Regions from separate parts of the Mus musculus genome. Here regions 1 and 3 are each linked to region 2. Evidence: chromatin loops called from intact Hi-C (ENCODE). Cell type or tissue: left cerebral cortex. All regions are shown on one strand.

What was found. Hi-C counts contacts between places; a loop is a spot of excess contacts. Peaks named below come from ENCODE experiments on the same cell type or tissue, not always from the same donor. Only the 100,000 strongest peaks of a DNase experiment are listed, where the experiment ranks them.
Region 1: it touches region 2 in a loop (2.2-fold over the local background); 5 of 42 quality-filtered maps call a loop at or near these places.
Region 3: it touches region 2 in a loop (3-fold over the local background); 4 of 42 quality-filtered maps call a loop at or near these places.

The regions. Positions count from the first base shown.
Region 1 is chr6:17,827,361-17,829,860 of GRCm38, reverse strand. All of the region lies in intron 2 of St7 (suppression of tumorigenicity 7), which reads right to left. It overlaps Gm52894 (a long non-coding RNA gene), which reads left to right. Exons shown (of 4, transcript XR_003956410.1): 2 at 672-784. Among named protein-coding and RNA genes, the nearest start is that of Gm52894, 12 kb to the left of the region's middle. In left cerebral cortex, no CTCF peak of the experiment used is centred here; a DNase peak (open chromatin) is centred at 1,319.
Region 2 is chr6:17,747,737-17,750,236 of GRCm38, reverse strand. All of the region lies in intron 1 of St7 (suppression of tumorigenicity 7), which reads right to left. Among named protein-coding and RNA genes, the nearest start is that of Gm52895, 13 kb to the left of the region's middle. In left cerebral cortex, a CTCF peak has its summit at 1,025; DNase peaks (open chromatin) are centred at 459, 622 and 1,047; H3K4me3 peaks cover 1,517 bases; H3K27ac peaks cover 1,475 bases.
Region 3 is chr6:17,833,384-17,835,883 of GRCm38, reverse strand. It overlaps St7 (suppression of tumorigenicity 7), which reads right to left. Exons shown (of 16, transcript NM_001289624.1): 3 at 1,108-1,267. The region is part of intron 1 of Gm52894 (a long non-coding RNA gene); the gene reads left to right. Among named protein-coding and RNA genes, the nearest start is that of Gm52894, 6.4 kb to the left of the region's middle. In left cerebral cortex, a CTCF peak has its summit at 1,194 (motif pointing right); a DNase peak (open chromatin) is centred at 1,183.

The DNA.
Region 1 (2,500 bases), 80 kb before region 2:
ATTTAATGCATACCTATTTGGTGTCACTTTGAATGCATTTCCCTGGTGCATACCAACAGTGTAAACAGTGAAGCATTCATAAACAAATTTAGGTTTTAAAATAGTTCTTAGAGATCCTAGTTTAGTGGCCCTGGCATATTGGGAGGTGAGGAATTTCTCTTGTCTGCCAAATAACTTGTTTAGAATTTAAAATGTAAAATTATGCATTTCTTAATTGTAAAACCTTAATCTTTCTACTACATTTTCTCCTCCTCAGCAGCATCTCTAGAGTAATACAGATTAAGTAGGATGAGAATTCGAACCATCAACAGAGTGTGACATTTAGGAAGCCATTAACTCCATCTAGATTAAGATCAAAATACTCTTACCTAGAAAGCCAGGACCAGAGGGTGTCCTTGGCTGGTTTTCTTGATTCTATGGGGCAGTTTTCTAGTGTGTATAGTCAAGTTAGAGTGAGTCCTCAGCCTGGGAAGGGAAAGGCTAATGGAATGACTATAATGCCAGATGGATATCTGATAAGGATGGGCCAGTGGATTAGCTGCATGTGACCGAAATAAACAGAAGAATTGTTAAGGGGCTTTTATTTTGTTTTGTTTTTTGTTTTTTTGTTCTGGAGTGGGGGGTGTTATTTTTGTTGATGTTATTTTTGGATTTTTGTTTTTGTTTTAAAGAAAAGCTCACACACACTTTTGAGACGAACAAGAAAAGAGAAAATCTGAAGGTACAAAATCGCATGGCCAAGTGGCATGATGCCAAGATTCCAGGAAGCACAGTCCTGTGAAAGGTAATTTACCATGTGTGCCTGCACATCTGCATGTGTGCACACATACATGTGTATGTGTTGTATGCCTGTGCAAGTGTGTACACATTATTTTCTTTAGTTAACAAAAGAAGATTATCTGAGCATCTGAGATAAAGCCAAGGCAATTAACAAGCACTACAGTGACATCCATAACTATTTTTAGTATTGGTTTGAATTCTTAAGTGTATCTTTTCCTTCATACCAACTGGCCCTTTCAAAGTCCCTTACTCATAACTCCTCAGGACTGACATTAACTAAAAAGGTTTAAAAAAAAAAAAAAGACAAGAAGGAAGGACAGAAGGAGAGAGGGAGAGAGGGAGGGGAGGAGGGAAGAGTTAGAAGGAAGGGAGGAAGAAAGGAAAAGGAAGAACAAGCAGCTTGTACTGTCTGCATGCTTTGTTTATAAATACTGTGTAGCTACTGTGTGGGGTCAGGCCTCCTGCTTCCTAACTCTCAGCCAGTCCCTCAGAAGCCACCTGTTTCCTTAAACAGTTGTGGCAGCTATGTGTGGGACGTCATGACACTCATACCCTCCCACTCCCATTTCTGGCTTCTGCTGCAAAGACTAAAAGGGGCAGGGAGGTGGGGCGTTCTTCTAGGTCAAAAGCCCACCTGCACGTACATACACTGACTGGAGCATTCATTACTGTGGCCTGAAGGTAAGGACGACTCCTGGGGCCAACTAGTAGTCATGGGGTCACAAAGAGTGGGAAGGATTTCACTTGTGTCACATGTCCCAAGCTCTGTAGTTCATACTGTGATGGTGCCTGTCCTTTAATACTCTACAGATTCTGATTAACGCAGTCCTCAGAATTTAAAGCAAGCTCCCCAAATAATTCTGATGCAGCCACTTCACGTACTCACTGTATTATGTGTGCAGTCAACTGCTGTTCTTTAAGTATCAACAAATGTGTTCGGGACACATATATGGAAGCTGAAGAGATGGCTCAGCAATTAAGAGCATTTACCACTCTTGCAGAAGACCCGGGCTTGGTTTCCAGCAGCCACATAGTGGCCCACACCCATCTGTAGGTCCATTTCCAGACAATTCAACTCTTTTCTGGCTTCTGAAGGCAGTAGACACATACATAGTAAACATATATACATAAATTCTGGCAACATACTCACATATATAAGATAATCTAAAACCAAACACATAAATCATTTCCAATTTAGAATGGAAGAGGACAATAAAGGCTCACAAAAATAAAATATAGTTCAGTTATGCTAAGTGTTGGTCTGTGTTCCAAACTGGCCACATCTGACTAATTTTCATGACCAAATAGGAAAGAAAACCTTATGTCCTCCTGAAAACACTGCAGTCTTTCACTCTACCACTGGCCTCCTTTCTCTTCTTCGGATTTTGCTTCACTTTTCCATTCTCCCTACTCATCTCTTTCACGTGCACTTGGTCCATTTCTGGGAGTCTGTGAAAATGAAAAATACTAAGTTCTCGAACGTGCTGGTAGCCACCTTCCCAGGCAGCACTTTAGTGAAGGCAGAATGACATGGCAGAGCAATGGGCACGTAAAGCCTAGCTGTCACCCCATCTACATTCAGCAGGCAGGGCTGAGCAAGGCTTTTCTGGAGGTCTAGTTTGTAGGTCTTTACTGCTCCACAGCTTTTGAGTTTACTAATTTGTGCCTGCCTCAAGGATTGAAGAACCCTCCCACCATCTTTGACAAGGCACTGCATGAG
Region 2 (2,500 bases):
CATTGTGTTAAGTTTAAAACTGATACAATGCCGATGTTCTGTGATGTTAGCCAGTGTATCAAAATTGAAGCCATTTTAAAAAACAAAATAAAACAACAACAACAACAACAAAAAACCACTGTCTTCAAGTAAAACGCTATTTAATGTTCTTCGTAAATCTACATGTAGCATCTGCTCGTGTATTTCTGTTAAAAATATGGAGGAAGATATATAAAGACACCTTTAGCTTTCCTTAGATGAAACCTAAGAGCCCTTATCTTCTAAATGCTGTCATCTCAGAGTCCTCTAGCATCTATTTTAGGGTTTAAGGACATTAGGAACCTCTGACAATATATTGGTGACCGGCCTGATTCCCATCAATTAGCAGGGTCTCAGAGGCCGCCTGGATACTGTCTTCTTGCCTCCTCCCTCTTGGAGGCCTGATTTTGACCACATTGACATCCCTGGCTTTAAGAATGAATAATCCACTCCAGGGAAGTCCCTTCCCCAGGACCAGTTCCTCTGTAATTAGAGGCAAATGCAAATATTACTAACCTAAGGCAAAGTGACAGGAACTCAAGTCAGCGAAACCATGACAGCACACAGATTCTATAGAACAGAAAAGTAGGATCCATTTACTTACATGAAGATTCAGTACCAAACATGGCTGGCTCCAGAAGGTGCTTTAAAAAAAAATTAGAAGAAGGGAAAGAAAAAGAAAAAGGAAGTAGGAAAATGTAAGATGTGCATGTGCTCCTGAGAGCAAAGAGATGAGCCGGCTACACAGCAGGGGTCATGAAGCCAGACAATGCAGTCCGAGCTATGTCCAGCTGCCAGATTCTCCTCTGAGCGCTTCAGCTTTCTCTCGAGAATGGAAAGCCAGGGCTCCTACACCAGCCCAAATCGAAGAGCTGCTTCTCAAAATCCAGCAGGCAAGGAAAGGCTGCCGCGGCTCTTGAGGGATGCAGTGAGGCAGGGCTAGGTAGCTAGCGCAGGGCAGGTCTGCGAGCAGCAGCAGAGACTGCAGTCCTCAGCCCTGCTCTAGCGGTAAGACAATAGCAGAGCTTATGCATACGCCGGATGACGTCAGGGACACTGCACAGACTGACTGCGCTGCTTGAACCAGAGGCTCCAGGGTTTCAAGGGAACAGCGCGATTCAAAAGGGAATTCCTTTGTCACAAAATGCACAAGACCAAAAACCACAAGCACATTCCCCCTCCTGAAGAGCTCTTCATCCTGTGACGCCACTCAGCAAGAGACCTCAAAGAAATTTAAATACTGGCCTTCTATCAGCTAACCACAATGACATGCAGATCAGGGTTCTCGGTTATATTACAGCAAATAAAGCTTTGCAAGGGAATTAGGAGCATCTGAAATGAGAAAAATGATCTACATTTAAAAGCAATTTCAGAAGGACTCCAGATTATTATCTCTAAATTATGGAAGGCTGACATCTAAGGCTGTACATTTATTTAATTACAAGTAGATGAAAAGACACATGCTACATATGTTTGGGACATTCACATGCCCATGAACGCATTAGTGAGATAATAGTCTCAAATAGTAGAGGTTACACTTTCACATATTGGCAAACATTATTCAAATACGAAAACCACAAATTTGTCTACACATATTTCTCATCTTATTCCTTCTGCCTTATTTTAAACTTTACCTTTTGAAAATTTCTGTCATTTTCAGAGTAACTCAGGTATTGTAAGGCTGTGCTCACACACCTGTGTACACTTGTGGGCAAATGGGAATTTGTGACTAGCCTATTTCTTCTTAATCTGCTCAAACAAAAAGAATTGAAAATAATAGCAACTTGCTTCTTGACTCACGGAGCAAATAAAAGTCTTCCTGCATTCTCTTAGTCTTATTCTCCTAAATCTGGTTTTAAAACACGCATATTAAAAGTATGTGAACTTTCTTTAGAGTGGCCTACTCCACACAAGCAAAGACGGAAGTTTGTTCCAATGCTTTTAAAATTCTGAAATGTACAAAATGGGTACTGCGTGCATAATGCTTCACTTTAAAACTCATGGACAGGAGAAAGTTCAAGAGTTCGAAACTCCCTCCACTCATTCTCAGCATGCATACCTTTTTCAATGATTTCTCTTGTTTACAAAGAAATGTCTTAAAATGGACACCGCTCTTAAACATTAAATTTATGGCAAGAACGTAGAACTGCAAATTCCACCTAAAAGTAGCCTTAGTAGTTCCTCTGGCTATTAGATGTAGTTCTGTTTCATCATCTTAGCCGCTTACACAACAGTTCGTTGTATTCACTGTACAATTTGTTCAGAGTAAACTGTCTTAGCATACATAACCGCTAAGCCATTATGGACGACTATGAAGAGTAAGTGTGAACGAAGCTGGTGTTGCAGAAAAGAATTACGCAATGTTTCTTTGCTTACTATGTGTCAGGCACTATTTTGGACGTCTATATGTGTCCATCCATTTAATCTTCATACCGACTGCACGAGGAGACGCTGCTAGCACCTACATTCACGAGTTCATTTG
Region 3 (2,500 bases), 86 kb before region 2:
GAATGAGGTAAGCACACGCTAGGAGCTGCCCAATACCATTCACTTTCTGCTGGAAAAGCACGAACAAAAAACCTCTGCCTCAACATCAGGGACAAATGTTCCTTGTTGCTAACAGCCTGACTAGGAAGTTAGAAAAGTGACTGAGTTGTGAAGAAAAGAAAACAACTAACCTAGCTCTGAATGTCTTCCTTTCATTCCTCAACTCTCAGAACGCTAGGCCAGAGATCCCTCCCCACTGCCACCTGCCTTGCTTTCCATAGCACTGAATGTTTCTCTACTGCAGTGAGGACACTGATGCTATCTCCTCCAACAGGCCAAGGGAGAGGAAGACATGTTTTAGTTCATGAGAAGCAGTAGAAACCAAGTCCATCAGTACTTAAGAAGGATTTACTGTTGGTGAAGCAATAGATTCTTTCCTCTTGTTTGAACTCATCTGCTTATTGGCTTTCAAAGATGCAGAAGCTGGTTGTGCGGTGCACTACGAAGGCTACAAAAGAAGAACATGCCCACCAATCACTATTTGATATTGTTGCTAAAGGGAAAACTATCAAAGATCAAAAACATGGAGATGGTTAGTATGTCTATTAGAAAAGGCATTTGATTTGGGGAGCGACAGGGGAACAAGAGAAACACATGTGGGTCAGGTACAAGCAAGGAAAGTAAACTGATGACAAGGAAAGCAGTCTGATGACACCGGGTTAAAAGCAGCTTGTGCTGTGTTGAGGAACCTGAATGTGTGCTTCACCATCAGTGGGCAGGACAAGTAGGGCCTTTAAAAGGGAAAAAGCAGCAAACTGAGATTAGTTAGACTCAACATGCAGCCATGGCTGAGGTAGCTAATGCACTTGATACTCTATGTAATACTCTATACTCTATGCTACATTTGCTTTAAAACTAATGCTATTATCATTTGTTATGATAAAGCTAATGGGAACGAAAGTAAAGTTAACAGCATGAATAGTTTCTGTCCCTGGGATGCATGCGTGATACTTCTCTGGTACAGCTTTCTTACCTCCCTTGAAATTTAAACACAGTTTTTCTCTGAAACGTAATCTTTTAAAACAGTTTTGTTAATTTCACGAAAATTTTGTAAGAGACGTTCCATACCTGAGACACTTTGTCTGTTGGAATCTGAGTCTCCATTACTGGAATTAGAATTATTGGAAGAGTTGTTGTCAACCCCTCCCAGAAGGGGGCGCAAGTGGCTTACGGAGACTTGTTCAATGAAAGATGTTCCATACTTGCGAAAATACCACCATTCAAATATCTAGAACAGAAAGATAATGTGTGTTTATGACCTCAGTTTCTACTTGTAATTTCAGGATACATTCCCTTAATATATGTTTACTTTTTCTATCCGCCTTTGAAAAATGTTTAAATTGGTCTAACTGTAATAGATTTTAGTAACTAAATACCAATATTATTTAGTTAAAATGGTTTTTCTCTGCTGGAAGAGTGGTTTTTAAAAGAATCAATAAATATAGTGATAGATAAAAGAATATTGTTAAGGTGCATTCCAAATTATTTTTCTCAAAGTTAATATAATACTCAAATAACAAAAACATCTTAGCTGAAAGACAACTCTAGAAATACACATGAATACCAGTTTTCCCAAAATCTACCTTCTGAAATGTTTTAATTCTTGACACTTTATATTTTTTGTAAATCCTACCCACAACTTTAAGTAATTTTAAATAAGATTTTTAAGTAAAGAATATTTTAACTGTAAAAGTAAGACTTTTTTTCAAGAAATCAGGCAAACAAAATGGGGGAGTCAGACCTAATGGCATGCTGCTTGAGAGACTGAGGCAGGAGGATCACTGGAGCACAGGAGTTCCAAGTCAACCTGAGTAACGTGGTGACATCTAGTCTTAGAAAGAAAAACATAAAAGCAGTAGTCAGCATGGATGGCGCTCAGGCCCTGAACGTGCGTCCCAGTCCTCTTGCTGCTGAGGGCAGCACAGCAAGCATTTGCTGCAATCATCAGTGCTCCGTTTTCCAAGTCTACTGATGACCATGTACTCTTAATTCCAAAGAGAGCAGGGATGGCTTTCCTTAATGAAAGAAAAACCAGTCACACTTGTATGACTAGCTGAAGGCAGAGGATCCTGAGCCTGGGAAAGTGAGTGCCTCCCCATGCCCACCTCCACACCCGCTGTGCCCACCTCCTCATGCCCACCTCCACCTCACTGCTACCCACCACAATTCCATGTTGCTCTACACATCGTTTTCTCCCTTCCCCATCTTACTAGTTTATTCTTCCCTAGTAATACATCATTCAAGAGAAGGACCTTACAAATAGCTACTAGCAAAACAAGGTGTCCCAGGCCTTAATTGCATGCCCTCATTCGGGAGGCTGAAGGACATAGGTCATAGGTTCAAGAACAGTGAGACCCTGACTCAAACAAGTAAAAGGCCAAGTATGACTCACATTTATAATTTCAGTGATAAATAGAGAGACTGGGCCAAAAGGACTGCCAAGAGTTCCAGGACAGCTTGG